Linked DNA regions of Homo sapiens: region 1 is linked to region 2. A link is a contact called in ENCODE Hi-C or POLR2A ChIA-PET data. All regions are on one chromosome and are shown on one strand. The core of a region is the stretch at or near the end of the contact, and the rest is flanking DNA. Distances in the headings are between cores, read along the strand shown.

What was found. Hi-C counts contacts between places; a loop is a spot of excess contacts on that map. ChIA-PET counts read pairs that join two places held with the same protein, here RNA polymerase II (POLR2A). Pooled maps may share reads with other maps.
Region 1: a loop to region 2 is called in a pooled map, with 6 times the contacts of the local background. The contact joins two enhancer-like sites. A Hi-C loop is called at or near these places in 4 of 37 single-sample maps with no recorded cell type and 1 of 50 pooled maps. POLR2A ChIA-PET finds 5 or more read pairs at or near these places in 6 of 52 experiments (H1, Panc1, T-cell and 2 more).

What each region holds. Positions count from the first base shown.
Region 1 is chr7:31,025,977-31,029,874 of GRCh38, forward strand. LOC105375222 (a long non-coding RNA gene) reads left to right here. Exons shown (of 3, transcript XR_927160.2): 3 at 805-3,870. Among named protein-coding and RNA genes, the nearest start is that of ADCYAP1R1, 24 kb to the right of the region's middle. RefSeq lists enhancers at 842-1,445, 1,446-2,049, 1,559-1,608. Within about 2 kb of position 1,300, at least 5 of the 41 ENCODE cell types and tissues checked have a DNase peak (open chromatin) inside an H3K27ac peak, as active enhancers do.
Region 2 is chr7:30,987,151-30,991,362 of GRCh38, forward strand. The region is part of intron 1 of LOC105375222 (a long non-coding RNA gene); the gene reads left to right. Among named protein-coding and RNA genes, the nearest start is that of GHRHR, 25 kb to the left of the region's middle. RefSeq lists an enhancer at 2,742-3,522. Within about 2 kb of position 1,646, at least 6 of the 41 ENCODE cell types and tissues checked have a DNase peak (open chromatin) inside an H3K27ac peak, as active enhancers do.

The sequences.
Region 1 (3,898 bases), core at 50-2,549, 38 kb after region 2:
CCTCTTTGTCTGAAGCTTGGTCACTGGAACTCTGGTTGAAGGTTGAATGAGGTGGCCTATTGCAGAGGAAAGAGCCCTGTCTCAGAAACAAGAGAGTTGGAACACCGAGCCTCACTCTGCCACCAAGGACCTTGGGCAGGTCTGTATCTTCTCGGAGCCTCAGTTTTTGCATCTGTAAGGTGGGTAACATTACAGCAAATATACAGCATTGTTGCTGTGAGTGTTAGATTAGATAAATGTGTAAAACACTTATCATTTTACATGGCAGGATGAAGGCATGTTGGAGTTAGGGAATGTTAGTTTCCCTCCCTAAGAGGACGGGCAGGAGGGCCCTGGATAAAGTGTCATGACAAGGATCCTCCTTATAAATTAGGGAGAAGATGGAGGTGGCAGCCATAGCAGCTAACAGAGGTGGAAGCCATGAGAGAGGCCAGGCTGGGAGAGAGGAAACTTTCACTTTCACTCACTTAGCATGTTTCCAGGATATTGACCATGTCTGGCCCTAGGCTGGATCCAGGGGCTGACAGGTGAGACCACAGCAGCCCAGGCTGACATCTCCTCAAATGAACACCATGCCAGCTGGAGGTGCAAAGGCTCACTGGAGGCAGGAGGACCCCTTCAGCTAGGGAGGGTTGGGGTTTTGTTTTTGAACTGGGGTTTTAGGGGCAACTAAGATAGAAGAAATGTAGGCATGCCAGGTAGCTTGAAGGGTATCCCAGGTGGTGGGAACCCATGGGGAAGCACGGAGACAGGAAATCGTGAGCGGTGTGAAGGTCTAAGTCACGATTATCTTTTTCCCCAAAGGGAGACAAGCTGGATCTGTAGCTGCGCTGCATCCCGACGGCCTGCCCAGGTTTCCCGATTCCACGGGAACATTCTTCCTGGAGGAGTCCACAAGTCTTCTAGCCTAGAGCCATCTCCAAAATCCCTACAAAGCAACAAACGGTGTGACCCAGAGTCTCATTCTGAAATAGACTGAAGCTCTAGGGCCGCACAGAGGACCATTGACTGAAATCTCACAGTGGGCCCTGGGAGGGTCAGGGGACCCTGCAGAGAGCCTGGGCAGGGTCAGCCCAGGCCCAGAAGGCTTCTCAGAGGAGGTGATGCTGGCGGAGGCCTGCCTGTGTCCGTATCAGGAGAAAGCAATGTCAAGAACAGCAAGGTCGCTCACTCACTTCCTATTGTAGATCAGAGCTGGGAGTTTTCCTCAGATTACTTCTCACTAAGAAGACAGCCCTCTTCTCAGGCGCCGCTGCTGACATGTTTTGTTTTCCCCAGATGGGGATAATCAGCCTGTTTGGGAGTCGGGCTGACAGCTCAGGCAGCAGGCGGGGGCTGGGGGCGGGAGGCTGCAGGCAGCTCCGAGCTCTCAGGGAGCAGACTCTGCCCTGCCTGCGTGACAAGCTCCAGCAGGTGGGGGGGATTTCCGTTTGCGCCAAAGAGGAGCGGGCTGTAGAGTGATTTAGCTTAGTTATGTGAACCTTGAGAGGCTGCCCGACTCCTCTCCCCGTTTAATTTATGCTTGAGTGCCAGAGCTGAAGACCTTCAAGCCGTCCCCTGCTATACCGGAAGGGACCCATCAGGATCCTGGCTTGGAGCTTTGCTGGGTATTTCCAGACGTTCCACAGAAGGTGGGGACAGGGCTGGCTGTGCTCTCTCCCTCCCCTTCTCTGGGAAGACTTCCACATCTTCCCCATCCCTTCCTGATGGCCCCACCCCACCGTCTCCCAGCCCTAAGAGTCTCAGCCTCACCTTCCCACCCTTGCGCAGGCCCAGGTCTGGGCTCTTCACTGACTCATGTTTTGGAAGAAGGGGTAGAGTCACCCACCAGCCTCGGGGCTGTCTGAGGCAGGTCACAGTTGTTCTGAGGGCCGGACCCCAGGGCCTTGGGCTGCTCAGCATTTCTAGGCACTGGGCTGGAAGGTTTGCATCCCAGACATAGCAGGGCTGAGGAACGGCTATGTTAGAATCACCTTGAGTGGAATAACCATGCCCACCTGAGGATCATGGGTCCCCTCCTGTGGGTGGGTCTCTGGAGGTCTGAGGAGGCCTGACACCTTCAGGCAGGCTGCAGTGGGCCCTTTTCTGTTCTTTCTCCCCCAGTCCCGCTTCAAGGAGGGACGACCAGGCCAGAGACAGCCTTCCTGAGAGACTTGCACCCTGCCCTCACCCAATACACAACTGATTTCCTTCTGTGTGGAATGAAGCCCGTGGACTTCCCATCTCCAAGGCCCAGCCAGCTCTCGGTTCTCTGGTTATGGGTCCCGCCTCCCAGTCTCAGCACTTCTTTTCTGACTCCCCACTGGGCCTAACACAGAGCCTAGCCTCTGCCTGTCAGTGCTTGCCCACTTACATCCTATGCACCCAGAGCTGGGAGCCTTCCTCAGACTCTGGGCCTACACAAGGCAGCTGCTCCCAAGGACAAGGGTTAATAGAGGTCTTTGATAGAGTCTGAGGTCTTTCCAGAGGGAAATTTAGCTCCCAGAGGGGCCTGGGTGGGGGCCTGAGAGACCTGGCCACAGACACCTATGAGCCCCTCTGACCATGTTCTTGGCTGCAGCCTCATGAGGCCATCAGGGCTCGGCGCGGGAGGCAGGGCCCGGGCTCTGTCCCCAGCTCCTGGCCACACACCTTCAGTGGCCATGAATCTGCCCTTCACCCCCTGCACCTCAGTTTCCTCGTCTGCCCCGCAGCATCCATGGGACTGCAGTAGTGTGTATATGCGGCTGTGGCCCCTGGGAGAGGCACCTCTGGGACCACTGGCCATCTGGCCCTCGGTAGCCGTGTGGCGCAGATTTCCTCCTCCGTGGTCTCCCGGGCAACGCGGAGCTGCCTGCCAAGCCTGCTGCCGGGCCTGGCTCCTGCACAGATCTTTAGTGCCACACAGAGATGGCTGATGGCAGGAGCCAGGGTGAGGCCCAGCCTCCCCAGCTGTCACAGGGAGCAAATCAGACAAAGGCTGAGTTGGGAGGGGTGGGGCGCCGGAGCCAGGGGGGCCTGGGAAAGTAGCTCGGAGGCCCCAGCTGCCCCCTCCCACCTCATCCTCCCAATACTGCCCTCTCAGTGACCCCTGCTTCCCAGAACACTCAGCCGTGGACCTCAGTTTCCCCATCTATCAAATGGGAGGGGCCAGGTCTCTGACCCTCCAGACTAATGGCCTAAGACAAGAACCCAGCCTGGATGACAGAGGCCTGAGGAATGGACATGCTTTGATGGCTAATGGCCTTCAGACAGATGCCCACACTGCCACTGCAGGACTTTGGAGGGTGCATGTTTCAAGGGCATTTATTAGCTAATGTCTCCAGGGCCATTTGCTCCAAACCACCCGCTGCTTCTCACTCCATGCCACTGGTGAGGACTCTTCTCCCAGGATGGCTTTGCCCTTGTAGTTTTTTCTGCCGCTCCCAGGACTTGCAGGCTCTGGAGGCTGGGCAGTTCTGTTTTAGATCACAGCCACTCCTGCATTGAGGCCACCATTCCACCCCTGCCCCGAGTGAGACAGAAGCTGGAGCTGACCTTGGGACATGGGGTTGAAGGCAGGGTGTGCAGAGAGTAGAGAGTCCTGCAGACTGCTGCTTCTGTATGTGAGTAGCTGGGCAGGGAGGGCAGCACCCACAGACCAAGGATAAGGGAAGGAGGTGCTGTCCTACCTACAGCAGACCCCCAGGTCCAGAGCAGAGACCCAGGCATTCCCCCATCCAGGTTGGGTCCCACAAATGACCAAGAGGCTTTCAGCACTAGCAGGCACAACTGCTGCAGTGGGGAGCTCCCTTGGGAGGGGGCAGCTGGCACCATCAGGCAGCCAGATAGGCAAGGATGTTGTCGGGGGCCCCTTTTGTGAATTAGAATAAAAGACGCCCTCTCTTGGCAGTCATGGCCCTGCAGTGCATGGATTTCA
Region 2 (4,212 bases), core at 396-2,895:
ACGTCATGGAGCGGGGTGGTTGAGAAGGAGTGAGAAGGCAGGTCCTGAACCCAGTGTGGGGGGCCTTGGCTGAGAAAGGGGACTCTGCCCCAGAGGCTGGCAGGTGGGTGTGTGGCCTGGGGGTGGGCAGGAGAGGGAGGCCAACTGCTGGCTCCTGCATTCGTCATGAAGGTGAGGTTCCTGGCCTGCTGGGGGTGGGCGCCAACAGGGGGTGGGAGTGGAGAGCGGGTGGGTCTTGAGAGTGCAGAAGACGGAAGCAGCTGCGGCAGAGGTGGGAGGACAAGCCAGTAGGGAAGAATATACAGTTGCCAGGCCATGCTGGCGGGCCAGCTCCCCCAAGAGCGGAAACTTGGAGTGAGACCACTTTTTCTGGGTGGAATATCTGGTACAGACAAAAGTGACTTGGGCTTATTCAGGGTTGGGTTTTGCCCCAAAGGCTGAGGCACCAGGGACTTGTAGGTGTTTGTCAGAGAGCATTTGTGCAATGCCACAGGGTCCCTGCTGGAGGGTCTGCTGGAAGGGAGTGGAGTATTCGGTGCTAGGGCTGGGTGGGGGTGCAGAGGAAGAGTTCTAGGAGGACAGAAGGGTGTGGTCAGAACAGGATGCTTTGCAGCACAGCTGGTGTGACTTCCAGCAGTAGCATGGGCTCCATGTTGGTGTGGGAGGGGGTGTCTGCTGGGGGTCAAGAAGGTCCCTGAGAGAAGGAAGGGCAGGGACTGTGAGGTCAGTGGGTGACAGACCATCAGCCTGGGCACTGCTGTCACTCAAGACAAAGGCTGGGGTTGAAGGGCAAGGATGACTTTCGAGCCAGAGCCTCCAGCCATGAAGGTGGGGAAGGGGCTGCAGGAGCCTGGGGGTTGCAAACAGGAGGCTGGGGCAGAGGTGGGATGCAGGGAGTGAGGAGGGGCAGACCAGAGGGAGAGTCCAGACAGGGCGGGGTGGAGAGGACTCAGGGTGCGGAGCAGGAACCGAAACCCCCAGGCACTGGTCCCCTGCCCTCCGGAGCCTGGGCAACCAGTCCAGCCATCCTGCTATGGCTTTGCCCTCCCAGCTTTGGGGCTGCCAGAGGCCCTGGCCCTAGAACTGTTAGGAACAGGGCTGCCTTTGGGGCAGATCCAGGCTTTGGAAACCAACAGGAAACTGCAGATATTATTATTTTTTTTTTCTGACACTCTGTTCTGCCTCATCTGTGTGACTCTCTCGTGTGGATTTTTCTCTTCTGGCTTGCTCTTGCACACTCTCTGTCTCTCTGCATCTTTCTCTTTTTGAGGCCCCAGATTTTAGCTGTGGGGAAGCAACAGAGCAGCCCATCAGGCAGCTGCCCCATCTCCATGATACCAACATCTGAGTCCCGGGGCTGGCTGGAGGTGGCCGGAGCTTTCCGCTGGCATGCAGATGGCCAGCTAGCCCCATCTGTCAGAATTCTCCTCCGGAGTGCTCTCTGCCCATCCCCCACACCATCCCTCCCTCCCTCCCTAACTCTCCTGTCTTCCCCTCGTGGCTGTCCCCTCCCAGGTAGAGTGTTGTGCATGTGAGGGAGGGCTGTGTGACCTTCAGCCTGCCACTCCCTTCCCTGGGGAACTTGCTTGGGCTCCAGCTTCCCCGCAGGCGTCCCTGGGAGTAGGTCAGGGCCTGCGAGTCTCCCTCCCTCAGAGGCGTTGCATAATCAGCCCGAGGCCCTGTGCACATTCCCATGGTTACGGGACTGGGGAAGGCTGGCAGTGGTGGCATTGCCATGGCACCGGCGTGGCCCTTGGCTCTGCTGGGCGTGGCGCAGGCACGGAGGGGCTCTGGGCTCTGGCTGCTGGAGAGATTGTTGCGGGGGACGACCTTCCTCTTGACTCTTTGCAGGGCACCTCAGCTCAGCAGCCATGGTGACCTGGGAGCAAACCCTTGGCACACTGGCTGGCTCAACACAGACCACACTTGGAGTTGTGGTCTCAGCCCCAGCCTGACCCCAGACCCGGCCTGCAGCCCGTGTCCTTTGCAGCCCCTTACTCAGTCCTAACCTGGGCCCAGTTGGAGCCCTCGTGGAGCACAGCTAGGCCCTCCCCCGAGGCCCTGCGGGCATTTCCATCTGCACTCTGCCTGCACTCTGGCCATGGCCTCAGTCCTCCGATCCCCTGCACACCCCCACTCCCCCAACCCCTTAGTTCAATGTTAAGGAATCAATAATACATATTAAACAAGCTGTCTGTAAACAGAAACAGACATAAAACAAGGTTATGTATCAATCAGTTGACAAAAATGTTGTGACCACAGGCTCACAGAGCCTGTCTGGGTTTTTTCCCAGTCGCTGTGGCCTCCTAGTGAGGTGGTCTGTGAAGAGTCAGGAGGAGGGCCGTCCCCGCAGTGATCTCTCTGGCAGCCAGAGCCCAGAGCCCCTCAGTGCCCGCACCACGCCCAGCAGAGCCACGGGCCATGCTGGTGCCATGGCGATGCCACCACTGCCAGTGCTGTACCCGCCACAACCAGTGCTGTGCCCGGGGGCCCTCACAGGGTGGAGGGGAAGAGTGGCAGACCCAAGCCTCACTTTTGGGGGCAGACAACAGAGGTGTGTGTGTGACTCAGGCCATCAGAGCTGTGCGGGTTCAAAAGTCACAGGTCAGTTGACAGTTGGGGGTCAGAGCAGGCAGGAAGTCCTCCTGGGGGAGGCAATGGTGGGTGTGTGGGGCTGGAAAGGCTGGATAGAATTTGAGGAAGGGAAACGCCAGGGAGGTGGAACAGCTGCCGTGAAGGTGGAGAGTCCAGAGCTCAGAGTGCAGGACCCACTGGATGGAATTTGATCTCTCAAAGATAGACCGTGTGCTTGTGTAGAAGCTTCTCCAGGCTCACCTCTGCACAGAGCTCAGGGAAGGATCTGATGGCTGGGAGCAAACCCTTGGCTCACTGGCTGGCTCAACACAGACCAGACTTGGAGTTGTGGGTTCACAGGGCTCAGGGAGACCCCCAGAGGCAACCTCAGCAGGAAGAGCTTCACGCAAGGCACACGAGAGACCCCCACGCATAGCCCCGCCTGAGCCCAGAACCCTTTGTCCAGCTGCTGCTTTGGCTGCCCCTTGAGCTCCACGGCAGAGCTCTCATCACAGCCCTCTTGGCCCTCACAGGGTACAGCCCATACAGTAGAGACAAAACAGATCCCGTCACTCCCTGCTTTCTGATTTGACCAGGGAAAAATAAATCCAAGTTCCTTTCTGCAGCCTGCAAGGCCCTGGGTGTCCTGGGCCAGTCCAGCTCTCCAACCTCAGCTTCTTTTGCCTTCCTTCCCTGTGCTCCGCTCTGGCCACACTGGCCTTCCTGCTGTCTTCTGATCCCCTGAGCTTGTGTTCATTTCAGCTCAGCTGCTGCTTGGAACACTCTCCCCCTAATGCCTCCCATGGCTGCCTTCTTCCATATAGCCCCAATTCAGTACCAATATCACCTCCCCAGAGAGGCCTGTCCTGGCTGCCTAGTGACATCACTCACTTTCACCACTGCATTTCCTTGTTTTATTTTCTTCATGGCACTTAGCAGTAATTACAGACAATGCTCATTATTTGTGGTAGTTACGTTCCATAAAGTCACCACCAACACTGAGTTAGCAAACATGGAACCATTGCTCCTAGGGTATAGGCTCCTGTGAACCTGTGGTCACATTTTTGTCAACTGATCGATACAATCGATACATAACCTTGTTTCATGTCTGTTTCTGTTTACAGATAGCTTATTTAATATGTATTATTGATTCATTAACATTGAACTAATGGCCAACAGCACTGTGACTCATGTCTGAGTGAAGCTTCTCTGGCACACGTTTTCCTCGTAAGGCACATCACAGCCCTCTTGCACATAGGAATGCTGGAAAGCACTCCAGCCTACACTGGGGGGTCACTTGAAATAGTGAAATCATCAACAAAAAGCACAAAAATGTGAAACACATGACACTAAATACCACTTGGTGACAGTATGTAAACAAGGGAAGCGACCCTTGTTTATAGTCTGAGAGCTGCAACAAGAAGTCAGAGCATCCCCTGCTTGGGCTGTGCTGGGAGGTGTGCATTGGGCCACTCAAGCTTTTCTCCACTCTGAGAGTGTTCAAGAATGATGGTGGAAGCGCTGCCAGTGTTGACACTGGGGTTAGAGAGCAGGCAAATTTACAGATATGGAATGTGCAAGTAATGAGGGTCAAGTGTGTGTCATTTACGTATTTGTGTGTTATTGTTGGTCTTCCCA